Linked DNA regions of Mus musculus: region 2 is linked to region 1. A link is a loop called in an ENCODE intact Hi-C map of the cell type or tissue named here. Cell type or tissue: heart. All regions are shown on one strand. Each heading gives the region's core, and the rest is flanking DNA. Links, peaks and the distances in the headings are about the cores only.

Region 1 (7,679 bases), core at 2,188-4,687:
CTGTTGCTTAGCATGACAACACAAGGTTAACTGGGTCATACGTGGAAGCTGAAAAGTCAATTTCATAGAAACAGGAAGCAGAGGAGTGGTAAGCAGAGGTTGGAACAGGGCGGAGACTGGGTAAACCAAACTACAATTAGATCAGAGGAGCATTCTCTGATGCTACAGAGAGCAGCAGGGGACTGTGACTTACACCTCACTACAGAAGGTAGGAAGAACTAACGGAGGATTTTAAAAGTTTCCCAGTATGAATAAAGGGTAAATGTTTAAGACAGAAACATTGCTGGCCATGGCAGTGCATGCCCATAACTCCAGCACTTGGGGAGACTGAGGCAGGAGAATTACGTTGAGTTCCAGGCCAGCCTAGGCTACGTAATTTAAGAATCAAAGAAACATGGAAAAAGAAATGCTACCATCCCTTTTGATCTTTCTTGGCACCAGATATGAAAGTTTCACATGGCACCCTGTAAGTGCTCACAGCTATGTGCTGATAAAATGAAAAATTGAGGAATTCTGAAGGAGCCGTTGCTCCCAGGGTTCTCTACCAGCCTTACTCAGTAGGTCGTGCCAAACTGTACAATTAGCAACATGACGCTGGGAAACCCTGTGCGGGAGCTGCCTGAATGTGATGACTAATCTTAGTTATCAATGTAACTTGATCTAGAATCAACTAAAGCCCAGGCTGCTGGGCACTCCTGTGAGGGATTTTCTTGATCAGATTATTTGAAGCAGGAAGACCCACCCTCCACGTGAGCAGCACCTTCTGGTGGTGACCCACATAAAAGGACGTGGGAGAAGGAAACTTTCACTGCGTGCCGGCTGCCCTCGCTCTCACTGGCAGGTTCTTCCCCGATGTTAAAACCCACTTCTTCAGGCACCCAAAGTAGACTGAAGACCAGCAGTTCTCCAAGAATCCTCCTGGCCTTTAGCACCAAATTGGAACTTCCAAAGTATCCAGCATTGAGGATTGTCAGTGTGAGACAGCCACTGTTGGACGACAAGAGCCACGCTATGTAAGCCAATCCTTAATATATATTGCCTCTAACAGTTCTGTTTCTTTAGAGAACCCTGACTAATTTATGGCAGAACAGATAGACTTCCAGCAGGCTTAGTCGTTGCTGCCCAAGTCTGTCTTCATCTTGCTCTGTCTCCCTTTTGAGGCTCCCTTCCCATGTCATGCAGGGCTCCCTGGCCTCAGAGAGGATGCAGCAGGGGAAGGGGAAGGGTGCTGTTCTGTAGCTGGACCAGTGCGTGAACCCAAGGGCAAGGTTGATGGATGCTTCAAGATGTACAGGAAGATCAACAGGAAGATCACCCCAGGCAGGTCAAACACATTAGCTGATCTGTCTAGCTATGAGATACTTGACAAATGGAAAACACCTGACCTCTCCAGGCAGTTTGGAGCTACGTCTACCGATCAAACCGGGCAGGGTCCAGAGTGGTCAGCCTGTGGATCAGAACGGATCCATGCCACAGGATGACAGAGTATGTCTGATCAAAACTGTCTTGTCTCTAACTCCACGTTTCCTGGGGTCTGTCACCTGCCTGACTTCAAATACCTGCTCATCACTTCAGTCTTCATGTACACCCACAAATAGTATCATTGAGCTAACAATAAATGTCTGATCTTACAGATCCCCAGCCATCACCTCCAGCATTTGAATGGGTAAACTGCGTGTAACTCCTGTCAGCTTGTCTCCTCTGAACTGGTATCACCAACTTTCTCTGCAGCCCTAATCTGTAGGCTCGGGGCAGCCCAAGGTCTCTTCACTGGCTCACACTTAGATACCCAAGCTGCAAGAGTAGAATCATCTGTGCCTGTGAGCATCCAGGACTAATGGTCTCAAGGCTGTCCTGGTGTTGATGAGCTCTGCAGAGTTTCTCCATGTTCTGATGAGCACCCAGTCATACTCTGCCCCTTCTGCACGCCCGTGTAGAAGCACTGTCTCCTCTGCTATCTTTACAGGCCTTTCCCGAAGGAGAGATACTGTCCTATTCTTCCACCAAGTGCTTTACAGCTTAGATGAAGCGAGTATTGCCTTCATATTCTACCTGCTTCACTAGAAATGTCTGCCATTGCCCAACCACCAGAGGAGACTTCCCCCCAGGACACTGACACTGGAGTGGATCCAGCCTGCTCCCGACACAGCCATTTCCACTTCTTTCCCTCCTGTTTCCAAAGCATGAAGCTCTGTCTCGAGGCACTGAGTAAGCAATGATTACGGATGCTTCGAAATCTTTTTTTTCACATTTTTTTTTGAGTAAATGTAAGAAGCACTGATGTCTTTGAGCCTGAGAAATTTAGTTTTGAGTCTTGGCTCCAAGGTTTAATAATTCTATGACATGTGGGCAAATTGCTTAACGTCATCGAGCCTTACTTTTTCATCATAGAAATGTGCTAAGCTGTGGGGAGCAGATGACATGGTGAGGGAATGTGGTACTGGCATGTCACATGAAGATCCCAAGGCCTCAGACCCACCGACATGGCAACACCTGCCCCTGGTCCAAGTACAGATATTACCAATGAAAACATGTGTGTGCGCACACTATCGATTGTAGCTTCCTCTCCTAGGAAGACTACAGCAAAAGACTTCTCCCCTGCAGAGACCTCCTATCTATATTAGCTCACCCACCTCCTACATGTTCAGATCTATACAGCAAAGCCGCCTCCTTGCCCAGTGGTGTATAATAAATATGCAGAGCCTCCAAGCTACTGGTGCATCTCCATCAGAACACACAGCCCACAGGTCCCAGCTTCTCAGTTCATGTGTCTGTGTGCCTGCCCTTTCTTCATCACCCTAATCAGGTTTCCAGGGCCCAGGTTTGTGACAATAAATCCTATTGATAAGGTTGTCAGACTGACCAGAAATATCAATAAAGGTGGAGTGAGTAGGATATTTTCCACAAAACTAACATTGTTAAAGACAAAGTATACTATAGGCTCGTGGGAAGGAAGCTGAGATAAAATAACCCTTCAGACTGGAGCCTTATTAGGAAAGTTAGCTGTCATGAATATTGTGGTAGGGTCCTTAAGGGGGAAAGCTTTAATGCACTTCAGTTCCCAAGGATCAGGAGAGTTACAACATTGATAGAGCAATAAGGTCTCTGAGGGAGAAATAGACCCTTCAGTTCCAAAGAAGAAAGGAGGGAGTCTATCTTTATGGGAGGTAAGTTCCATACTCTATGACTTAGCCTATGTACTAGAAGGCTCTGATAAAGACTAGCTATAATTCAAGGGAGTTTTGTGTCTTAGCAGTAGAGAGGGGATCAGGTTCTGCCTGAAGCCTCAAAGAGGAGGGAGAGAACTCAGCCCTGTGGTTGCTGAAAGGACACAGCATTTTGGTATTAACTCTGTCCAGGACAGAGAATGCAAGGGTGTGGCCTGATGACCTGATTTCTGGGTGAGATTATCGGGAGGATCTATTTTAGTGTGCGTTAGAGACAACTGCTTTTTAGTGAACAGTTCTTTGCCCATGACATACTATAGTTACTCCCTCCCAATTCTGTCCTATCTTAATAAGTGTTAGCAGCTCCACTTCATGCTGTCCATAGCCTGAATCCCAGGAATGAGTGCTTTTTGGTGGCCTGTATAGGCTGTTTAACAATGTTTTACCAAGTCCAGTTATCCAAACTCCCATGTTATGTCCTTGTCTTACTGTGATTGGGCCTTCCTACATCTCTTGTGTGTGTCCATGCAGCCCCACCCAGTGTTCTGAACATCTGGACTAGGTAGTATGTCTTAGTCCATCTTCTGTTGTCAGAGCAAGGTATCTATAAACAGAGAAGTCTACTTAATTCACGATTTATGGAGGCTAGAGAGTCCAAATAGCATGGCCTCCAGCCCTCTCTGCCCACAACGTGGCAAAGAAAAAGAAATGAAGCTGGTCACAGCAGGATTTCTGGTGCAGCACGGTCTTGCTTTGTACTTCACCATCACAGGAACTGCCCGAGATCGCTAAGGACTCCCGGCTCTCAGGCTTTGGGACTCAGGCTGAATTCTTCTACTGTTCTCCAGTTCTGCAGACAATAAGCCATGGGCATCTCAGTTTTCATAGCCACTGAATCCTATGCTTATGGAGAGACGTCATGTCTGTGAAGGTGAGTGCAGAGCTCTGTGTGTGTGTGTGTGTGTGTGTGTCTGTCTGTCTGTCTGTCTGTCTGTTTGTCTGTCTGTCTCTCTGTCTGTCTATGTCTGCATGCCTGCATGCCTCTGTGTCTGTGTTTCCTATGGTGGTTCTGTTCCTCTGGAGAACTCGGACAGTGCTAAGATGTATCACCCATTCCTGACAACCACTCCTAGTGCCTGCAGCACCCCTACCTGATACCCCTTTTCTCCAAGTCCCGTCGTCATCCTGGGTGAGTTCTCAGTCCTTTAAACAGCTTGTTTCCAGGGACCGTCACCTCCTTGCCATGTGTGCCCATGAACTCTCCAGAACGCTGTCATCAGTGATGCCTGCTGTGTTCCTGAAGCCAGGCTCTCAACACCCACTCTCTCCTCCCTTCTCTTCTCTGCTCCTTTCCTTCAGTCACTCCCACTCCATCCATGTTTTAACACCATCAAATTTGTTGCCTCAAGAACCGCCCGCTTTCTTGTTATCCAACAGCTCCTTGTATCTTTGCTTGTTTGAGTTTCTAATCCACTGAAGATTGCACAGGACAGCATAGTTGATGGTCTCCATAGCTTCCTCGTTCCTCCATCTCCCTCTTTGACAAAAATCCCCTCAGAAACAATACATCTGCCAACTGTCTTGTGCTTATATCCCAGATGTTAATCACTGTTCAAGAAAAACAATCCCACAGGGTTGAACAATTTGGTACCATTATAATAACTGGCAACATTTATTGAGGGTTTAATCTTGCCAGGCAGTACTCAAAGCATATTACATAGATTATCTCATCCTGCCTTCTACATCAAGCTGGCCAGATGCCCAGGATTCCTGTCCTCAAATCTCTGAAGCTCATTTGCATCAGACAGCCTTCTCCTGCACAGAGAAGTTAGAGGCCATCTATTAAGGACACAGTGCACATCTTCCTCCATACTGTACCAATGTTCAACAGAAGTGGACTCCTTTGCCCACAGCCTCTCCCTCTCCCTTACTCTCCCCCACCCCACAGTTTCCCAGTCTTCTGTCTACTTCTCTAGCCCACGCTCAGCTTTCTCTCACATTCTTCTCAGGTTTTCATTTACATTTTGATGATTCCTAAAATGGTTTCTTCTCTCCCAATCACTATTTGTGTGTGTGTGTGTGTGTGTGTGTGTGTGTGTGTGTGTGTGTGTGTGTGTATGTGTGTGTTCATGTCCAGCTGTAGAGACTTCATTACATCTCCTATGAAAACTGTTCTCCAATCATTCTGTCAAACTGGAAACAAATCAAAGAAAAGTGATTCTCCAATTACATGCTCAACCCACATCTCTCAGTCCACAAATACACATATTTCTTCTTGGATCTAGCCATCCAGTATGGGAAGGCATAACAGAACTTCCCACACATGCGGCCACTTCTCTATATCTGTGACCATCTACAAAGATTGCCCAGTCAGGAATACAAAGCTGTGTTCCTATTTTCCCTCTCCCACAAACCTCCCAACCCTCTTCCCATCCAATTTCTACTTCACCTGTCTCTTTGGAAGACAATAGCCTCTGTTTACACTCGTACCACTCCATACCACTCCGTAGCCTAGAACTCCCACTGCAGGACAGCAAGACTCTCTAGTCTCTTCACTCCATTATGCTTATATTCAGCTTAATTTCCCTCAGGATCGTGCCCCACGATCTTTCCTCAAACCATCAGTACATCTGGTATGCTCTTCGGGATTGACTTCTACGCTGAATTCCCTCGTCAGCGCTATATTTTGTTCCTATCTTTCTCTCCTCGGAAGCATACATAACCTACTGAGAAATTGTTCTCAATAAAGTTTTGTTGAAAAGATAAATTGTCAATAAGTAAGTTAAAGAATCCATCCAACACTTAACAAGTGAATCAATATTTAGTTTAAACTGCTTGAGAATGAATAAAGTTCCTTATTTTGTTTGCTTCCCATGGCACCAAGATTAGTCTTTGTATTGACTAGACTTTCACTATTGTAGAGTGTGCATGTGTGTGTGTGTGTGTGTGTGTGTGTGTGTGTGTGTGTGTGTGCCTGAGATGATTAGGTTTGAAAAAAAAGAAAGTTATGCTTTAGCTCACAGTTTTGAAAGTTTTAGTCCATTGTCTGTTGACCCCATTGCTTTCCAGGCTGTGGTCAAGCAGAATACCAGAGATTGGGTGGCAGTCAGGTATGGAGACGAGCTGCTTACTTCACAGGGAAGGAGAAATAGGGGAGAGAAAGAGTATGGTTTGCACTCAAAGAAAAGGTATTCTCCAAATGCATGTTCAACCCAGATCTCTCACTTCACATATACTCAATATTTCTCCTTGGATTTAGCCATCCAGTGTGGGAAGGCATAACAGAACTTCCCACATAACGGCCACTTCTCCATCTCTGTCACCATCTACACCACAATCTCTTCAAAGACACACCCCTAAGAACATAGAACTTCCACTTTAGAAGTTCCATCTTCCAAAGGCTCAACAATCGTTACAGTAAATTACCAACCCAAATAAGCCCAGGCAATGAAAACACAACTCAATTAATATGAATCCATGCTGTGCGCCTAGATGGGGCAGATCTACCGCTACACTACCATCTTCCCCATTTAAGAGACCCCTTATACCTTGTGGTTTCTCTAGGCCAGGTGCTTCTGCTCCACTTTCCTTCTTCCTCCTCCTCCCTCTCTCTTTCTCTCCCAAAACCTTCAGCTCCACCTTCCCCTCTTTCTCCACCCAATCATGGGCTCTAGGCTTTATTTATAAATTAAGGTGGGAAGAAGGCTTACAGGAAATCATCTGAGTGCTGACTCATTCCTTGTTTGCAGCCCCTCACAGGAGAACAGAATAAACATCAAATATAAGTAACCCCAGGTCTATCTGCAACAAACCATCACTAGGAGCAGCAGAGACATGGGACCAGGCCTCTAACATGGGGACCTTAACATGATTAACCCTTGTTAAGTGTATGAAGGGATGAATGTATGCAACTAAGTTCAGATCTGTAATTCTAAAGTCTTCATGTACTTTTTTAGCTCACTGGACCACATTTGTTTTGAACTTGGAAATACCAAACATTCCACATACTTCTATCTGCATCCTGTTTCCTTAAGTTGAGTTTTTTGACCCTCTCCAGTGGATCCTGACCAGCCCAAACCACTGAGTTTAGAGATCTAGATTCTGTGGGTGTCCAGTGGAGCTGTGTTGTATGTAGATGGTTATAGAGACAAATGGCTCACAGCAAGATCCAGGGTTGGCATTCCTTAGATGCTGGACCCAGAAACCCAGCTAGGAAAGAGCAGGAATAAGAGAATGTGCGACCTTGAAGGAGAGGCCAAAGCCTTCAAAACAGAAACAGGTGACTTGAGTCTAGGCCTCTGTCCTGGGACCCTGGGCTCCCATCTCCAACAGTGTCAACAGTTCTGAGAAAGGGGTCTTGACATCCTGAGCATGGATGACTTCCTGAGCCTCAACAGCTGAGCTTTGTCTCCGGAGAATCAATCAGTCAGCCATGGCCAGAGGTGCAGTGGCTGACCATGCCAACACCTCAGGAGACCTGGGAGCTCAGCAGCATCCCACTTTCTATATCCT
Region 2 (7,679 bases), core at 1,885-4,384, 310 kb before region 1:
CTACTCACATCAGTATGACATACAGTAATCGCCTGCATCCCCTCCCCCCAACTCGGGACATTAACATGACTTCAGGCTGCAGCACTGCTCACAGTCATTGCATGCAGGACCTTTGGTGGTAACACAAGCCACAGACATCAACACAGATCCTGGTTGCAGTAGTTCCACTGGTGCAGATGAGGCCCTCTTGGCAGCATGGGCCTAAATATTTTTCCTTTAAGTCAAATCTTGTCAGGTGTTGGATCATAATGAAAGAAACGACCATTACATTGATAAAGAATAGAAGTGTTCTTTCTAGACAAACAACTATTCCCACATTTCAACCCCTGTGCTATGTCTGGCCTCACGTTATTAGAGTTTTGACTGGGACTCCTCCGTCTGTTTCCTACTCTCAGACAATAACCATATTTCTATGTTGTTCAGTTATAAAATGTGGTTATACAAACACAATCATGATGGGCAGCCTTTCTAGAAGAGATACGCTTTGTTCTGCTTCTAGAGCATTCTTATCTCTTTCTAGACATTGTCAAGGCTTTGGGATGAATTGCGCAGGGTTCTGGAGTCTTGTGCCCTTAGCTTTGCAGTGGTACCCTCCAAGGCCTTGACCTCTTTACACTATATGCCAGTCAGGAAACCCTGGCACTCATCTGAGCAGCCAGAGCGTTCTTATAAAATGGCTGGATGGCCTGGAGTTGTTTCGAAGCTGTTGGAGTGTGGAGCTGTTGGGACATGATTACATGGATAGGAACACAGGAGACATTAACATGAGCTCAGGTTTAGACACGCCTCCCATCTTTAAGATAGCTCTTTATGTGTGTGCAAATATGCTAAAATTTTAAATCTAGAACCCCTTTGAACCTAAGCATTTTTAATAAAAAAATCTTCAACCACTAATATCATAAGCACACATGATGACTCTCAGACAGGGGAGCTCTTTGGTGAGTGATCACCTGTGCGCCGTGTGGAGGAATTGGGAGGAAGATTTGAAATGACTCAGCCCCAGGCTTCATTCCATAGACTAATGAGATCTGGTAGGTTCACATACTCTTCTACAGGAACACATGCAGGCCTCAGCAAACACTTCTTGTAATTGAAAGTATGATGACTTCTTTATGTAGATATTCTAGTACGCATTATAATATATATGCAAAACAGGCACCTCTGTCATACGTCATACACACGTATTTGGGCACGGCCTAGAGAGGTGGGAGTTTATTGTGCTAGAAAGCAGAGACTGCAAGAAGGAATAGTAATTCAAAACCAGTGCAGGACAGTCTATAATGAACACCAGGAAGGCCTCGTTAAGAAGGCATCTATTGTTAGATTGATACAGCTTCCGCAGGGACACAGGAAAAGCTCGTGACCTGAGACACTTCAGGCTGGACTAGGCACTGCCGGAAAGCATAGGAGAAAAACAAAGTGCTCACTTGCCGTAATGCCAGAGACAGCCGTAGGCTCCTGTCTGAATCAGGGAAGAGAGCAGACCTTGGGGCAGAACAGATAGTCCTTTATGTATCTAGGGACAATGAGAAGCAATGGAGGTTGTCGCCCTAAACCACACAGCAGGGCAAGAATAAGAATGCAGTGATTACACAAACTTTATATGCCCCAGTACAAGGGAACGCCAGGGCCAAAAAAATGGGAATGGGTGGGTAGGGAAGTGGGGGGGAGGGTATGGGGGACTTTTGGGATAGCATTGGAAATGTAATTGAGGAAAATACGTAATAAAAAATATTTAAAAAAAAAGAATGCAGTGATTAGGTTGCATATCAGACAAAGGTGGTGGCCTTGGTGTCTGGATTTCTTGGCATGTAACAAGGTAACATGCACAGGCTTTCTGATCCATCAAAAGGCAACATGTAAGATCCTATGGGTGCCCGAGAAAAGTGATGGGAGATGGTGGACCCCTGTGCTGCAAAATGTACCCAGGATGCTCAGCTATAGCTGGGCCCTCTGTGAAGGTGAGCCGGTGAGAAGCATGGGCTATAGAAAAGTTACCTACAACGCTCACTCATCAAGTGGGTCTGAGAGGTGCTCCTGTCCATACCAGAAACATACAAAATTCAACATCCCGGATGGCCTCTGTCCAAGCCAAGCACCCCTCATGCAAACACATACGGTGAGAAGTACTTTAGATTTGGGGTTTGATCAGATTTTTGGAATATTTTAAAAGTCTTCATAGGTTGGACATTTCTAATAGGAAAATCCAAAATGTAAAATATTTCCAAATCTGGGAATCTGAAATGCTTCAAAGTTAAACTCAGATATTAGAGTACTTGGGATTGAGGATTTTGTTTTGTTTTGTTTGTTTTTTATTTTTGTTTTTTGGACTAAGGATTCTCAAACTACAGATGGCAACAATGGACAAAATAAATCAGGGTAGAAGCTAACATGTAGGTTGTGGGGTTAATATGCAAGTGTTAAGCGGCACAGCCACAGCAACTGTCTGGCTCATGAGAGGAATGACTGTGGAAAGAGTGTCTGACTTTAGCTATCAGCAGATAGGAAACGAGTTAGCTGAACATGAATTAGAAGTGTATCACAAGTGGGACTTCCTGCACAGAACTGCTGTGTCCCTGTCTGCATGCCCCTCTGGCAAAGGTTCTAGCTCACCCCTGAACTACACTGCTCAGACCCTACCTACAGTTCCTGTGTACTGGACGCCACAGTGGAGAGGGGTTTGACAATCAGTTTGCCAGGAAACATGAGATTCAGGAAGGTTCAGGGAGGTTAGGAAGAAGGGAATTGGGTTAGATAGCAATTCTGTTCAAATACCTCAGGATTACCGTGGTAGGTCCAAAGTGAGGTGAAAAAACAGAGGTAGGAGAAAAGGAGTGAGACTTACGGAAACCATTTCTGACAGCCAGCATCTCAGCAGAATGGGCTGCTGATAAACAACATGTCTGTGCAAGCGCGAGCGGAGTCTGAACATCTGCCTCCCATGGGCACCTAAGGTGGTTCCGGTGTGGGTGTGTAGTCAGATTGATGTGTCTTGCCCCGGGTTGAGACCAGGCCATTGCACGGTCAGCCCTGCCAGTGCCAGCAGAGGGCGCTATCCAGAAGGGCGCAGGCTGGGGTTCTCCTAAATTGGTAGGGGATGAGCTATGGAAGCAATTGACAGGGAACTTGGTTGCCAGATCCTGAGGGAAAATGCAAGGAGTTTACCTAAAATGGGTTCTCTACCTACACAAGTGCAAATCCCCGCAGACAGGGCTTGTGAGCTTGGCAGGCAGCGAGAACACCGAAGGACCTCAGAGACCTCAGAGGGACACTAGCGCACAGCCCTGGTACTTCTCAGGGTCTCATTTCTTTGGAGTTTCCCCTGATTATTTATACCCCATCCCGTGTTTGTTCCCCGCGCCCTTTCACCTCTGACACACGCAGGCTGCCCTGTCCATCCTGTGTGGGGCTTATTTTCATTTATTAACCTCTCAACTGACCAGGAACAACCAACCAAGGAGTTGGAGCTGGAACGGCTTTTCTCTCCCTCTTCCAAGGGAATTAACTGCTCAGAAATGGCTGGCCCAAGGGCTCTATAGCCACAAAGCCACAGGTCATCTTCGGGTTTTCCTGGGGGTAAACCGAAGGAAATTACAGCTGGACGGCTCTGTCTATCTCAGCGTCTCCTGTAGGTTTAGCAAATTTAGCCATCTCAGGTGACTCCACAGAAAGAAGAAAAGGGGGAAACTCCCAAACACCCTCCACCTCAGCCAATCAGCTTTCTCAGTCACAGAGCAGAGCCAATCAGCTTCCTCTGTCACAGAGTCAGCCATGGGTGTCTGGACACGGTTCAGTTGTAGACTGCAGACACTCCCTGCTGTGTCCCTGGGCATCTCCATCATTCTGTTCCTGTCCTGCCATCCTGTGGGCCCTTACATGTGAGCCAGCTGAACACTAAACAGACAGGCCAGTGCCTTCTCCTGGTGCCAGAAAGCTCTTGGGGAGTGGCAATGTGCATTCACCCATAGGCACCTTCGTCCTCTCAGGGTGAGTGGAAGTTTTTTTCCTCTCTCCCTTCCTTCCTCCTCTCCTCCCTCTCATGAAACCACAATGGTCATTCTTCTGCAGGCTGATTCTTGAGCTCTGGGATTTTAGCAGATAAAGTGTCTGTTTAAGATTAAAAGCGGTCACAATTCATAAGGCCTTGCTTATTATAAACTTGCTTTTTTTCTGTCTTCTCTAGGAAGCCAGAAATGCCCAAAGGAGCGACACAAGCCCTTTTTGTACCTGGTGCGAGCAGTGTGATTGTTTATGTCCAGCTGTTCCCTTTCCTACTGGCACAGCTGGGTAAACCAGAAAGCAGGCCAGTGAGGGGACGTGGCAGTCCACAGAAGAGAGCTAAGGTGGCCTGTAAAACCAGTTGCCTGCAGACCAGAAAGGACAGCAATCCAAATAAAAAAAAAATCGTCCACACAACTTCCAGCAGGACAAACAACCTTTGTTTGTAGCACATGATTCTTAGAGGGGAAAACTAACAAACAAAAGGCAAACGCTCACCCAGCTGCAACCCTATAGTTTTAAACAAATTATTGAGTAAATAGTTGAGAGAGCTCTGCCAACCATTCACTGGAAAGTGAGGATGGCTGGCCCCAGATTGTGCTGTCTAGAAGTCAGAGTATTTGTGTTATGAAAAATTATACTAGCTATCTACATACATATAGGTGGTCGCTGGGTTCCCTTTGAGGGTTGAGATACCCTTTGCTCTAGTTCCAACTTCTCGATTAAAAATTATAGCATGGACAGACATGTTATTATTGTTGAGATGAGGGTGTTCAGAGTTCAGACTGGCTCTGTGAGACTAGAGGGGAAAATTGCTTAGAGATGCAAAAGATGCTCTCTTAGTGACAGGGATTGGAGATCAGTCTGGGAGATGGGGGGTGTAAAAATCTAGGGCTAGAGATGTAGTTTAGGGCAAAACCCAGTTCAGGTCCCAGTGTATCAAAACAAAACAGAGAACACAGAGAAGGAGAGTGTGCAAACAAGTTGCCAGTGGTAATGGTGCCTAAAATGATGTCTCAGGGCCCCTATACTCATGTCGTTGCTGACTGAATCCAGTCCAGATGGTTGCCCTTGTGCAGGGACCAGGGCCATCGGAGTTGCCCCCTGAGATTTCACTGTCCACTCACACGCTGCTCCTGGTTCAGGGGTGGACACAGCCAGCTGGAGATGCGGGGCTAAAAGCAGAAGTACAGACAGAAGGTTCTGTCAACACCTGGTCATGATGGCTAGCAGGCCACGCAGGCAAGCTGGCGGCGTCTAGCAATCAGTATTCTTTCTAACATGATTTTGCTGAGGCGGGCGATGAACAGGGGTGTTTGACAAGAGAAATGTTTCCAGAAGGTGTTTGAACCATGTCTTGTCTTTTCTGTATTCTGAGGCTTAGGCATCTGGAACCTTCCTGACCCTGATGGCTCCTCCCATGGGCGAGTTAATGCCTGCCAAATCGCCTGTCAAGTGCAAACTAGCCAATCGGGACAGGCTGGGGTTGTCAAACAACCCAAATGAAATCTGCTTGCCTCCCTTCTGCCTTGTAAGCAACCAGTGCTCTCCATGTGGTCCCCAGGGCACAGTGGCACCCTCCTTTAGTGAATAACAAACAGACTTTTCAATGGTAGATTGTGTCCCTGAGGGTTGGGAGCAGGGGTGTCAGTTATAACTTTTTCAGGGATGTCTCTTCGGAATATTCATTGTGAGAAGCCAGCAAGTATTTATAGAGTAGAAAGCTAGCAAATTGGCTCTAGATCACTTTTTAAAATAATATTATTCACAATATTAGAACAAATCAAATAGAAAGGACTTAGAATATAAATCTACTGATTTTTATTAGGAATCTCAGTCTCAATATTTCCTACCTGATGGTGGTTCAACTTAGAGTTTTCAACGTGTTTATGATCGTACATACACTTGGTGGCAACTGGAGTATGCAATGAGTTCTGACCTTTTTCTGTGTTAGTCATATATGGTAAGTTGTCCTTTGGGCACTGAGCTCTGCTGCCACCAGCCCTTTGAACTCCAGCTCTCTGGGTGTGCAGTGTTGCTCAGCTGGAGTGTGTGGCATGGAAGGTGGATTCAGTGTTCTTCCCTCGTAGGGCATCTTTGTCTTCCAGAGGGTTAGAGTGGCACCATCCCATCCTGCAGGCTGTCAATCATGCAGAGAATTTTCACTCCTTCTGCTGGTGATGGTTCTGAAGGATCCCCCTCCCCAGTTACTAAGCAATGCCTTATCTCCTTTGATACATTTCTTCACATTCTGTCAATCATGTACACGATGAGAGCCAAAGCTCCCCAGCTTCCATGCTTTGAAGTGTTTGAGAATTAGGTTATCTCTAGCACTTTTGTTAGTGATCTCATTAACCATGGCCAGCATGCTCGCCCGAGGTTTTGTTACACTTTTTGATTGTTGAGATGACATGGGACAATTGAGCCTTTTATTCATCCCACTATCTGCTATGTCTTCCTCTCCCATGATTCACCACTCACAACCATACCTCCTCCTTTTAATAGTACCGAGGTAACTCAGTCTATAATTTCCTGTTTCAAGTTTAGTATCGGTGAGTGTAGAGCAGACCAGGGCATCCCAACAGAAGAACTGAGGCCAGCAACCTCAAAGGACTCTCTGCTTTCCCATGGCCTCCTGATTCCGTGAGGTGTGGCTGTCATAGACAACTTCCTTCATGGGTTTCCAAGAAGATGACATGGAATCTGATAAGATTATAACGGTGAAACTGCATCTGTCCTCAGAGAAGCAGAGGCTGGTCTCGAGTCACCTTCCTGCCCACAACCCCTCCTTTGCCGAGCACCGTCTCTAGTGGATGGAGTGATGGCCTCTGGGGCTGTCACTGAGAAGTAATGCATACTTGCTGGGGCTTCCTTTCATGTCAGCTCCCATCTTGCGGATCTCAAGAAGCCGCTTCAGCTCCTTACACACTCTCCCATGTTTTTGGTGTGTATCCAGTTAGTCACATTTTGAGGTTTTTAAAGGAGCAAGGGAAGAGAATTTCATTATCTTAGAGTAAAACATTCAGATTTACTGATAGTAAAATTCAATCCATTTTTACTCTTAGTCTCCTTGCAAGTCACATCTGAATCCCCTTACTGACCGTGCATAAGACCTTGACTACATAGAAATGCTATTTGCACATGGGCTGATTTGAACTGATAAACCGGAGAAGCGGGGTCCCAGGCCTGCATCTTGTCCCTCCCAGTTCTTTCTTCTTCCTTTCCTCGATCTCTTCCCACAGCATTTTTGGACTCTCACCATCCTAATTTCTGAATATCATCATCGATGAACACAATAGCTACGACGCATGGTGCTTTGCATCATTGCCCCATCCAATGACTGACAGCCTAATGACAGCACTGAGCACGAGGACAATGGCAGTCGGCCTGAGTGAGCAGCCTGTATGTGACAAGACACCATGCGTGGGGATTTGCACCTGTTAGCTCCCTGGACAATAACCATGTTATTTATACAGAAAGAAGCCTCAGGAAAACTCAACAATTTGGGATTAGAATAGCATCTAAGGGCACGTGGTAATCCGAGAAGATGCATCTTTATCCACCTTGTTAAATCCCGGTGTGGCTGACTTGAAGCCCACCCAGGCAGAGCTTCAAATTGGCATAATTTATTTAATAATACTTGGCTTCACATCACTTATTAAAACCATCTCCTTACGAGG

Evidence for each region. Peaks named below come from ENCODE experiments on the same cell type or tissue, not always from the same donor. Only the 100,000 strongest peaks of a DNase experiment are listed, where the experiment ranks them.
Region 2: it touches region 1 in a loop (2.3-fold over the local background); 2 of 42 quality-filtered maps call a loop at or near these places.

The regions. Positions count from the first base shown.
Region 1 is chr6:117,558,890-117,566,568 of GRCm38, forward strand. Gm9946 (predicted gene 9946) reads left to right here and starts at 808. Exons shown (of 3, transcript NR_168036.1): 1 at 808-1,013; 2 at 3,940-4,098. In heart, for the core only: no CTCF peak of the experiment used is centred there; no DNase peak of the experiment used is centred there; H3K27me3 peaks cover 858 bases.
Region 2 is chr6:117,246,394-117,254,072 of GRCm38, forward strand. No RefSeq gene overlaps it. Among named protein-coding and RNA genes, the nearest start is that of Cxcl12, 82 kb to the left of the region's middle. In heart, for the core only: a CTCF peak has its summit at 3,035 (motif pointing right); a DNase peak (open chromatin) is centred at 3,048; H3K27ac peaks cover 955 bases.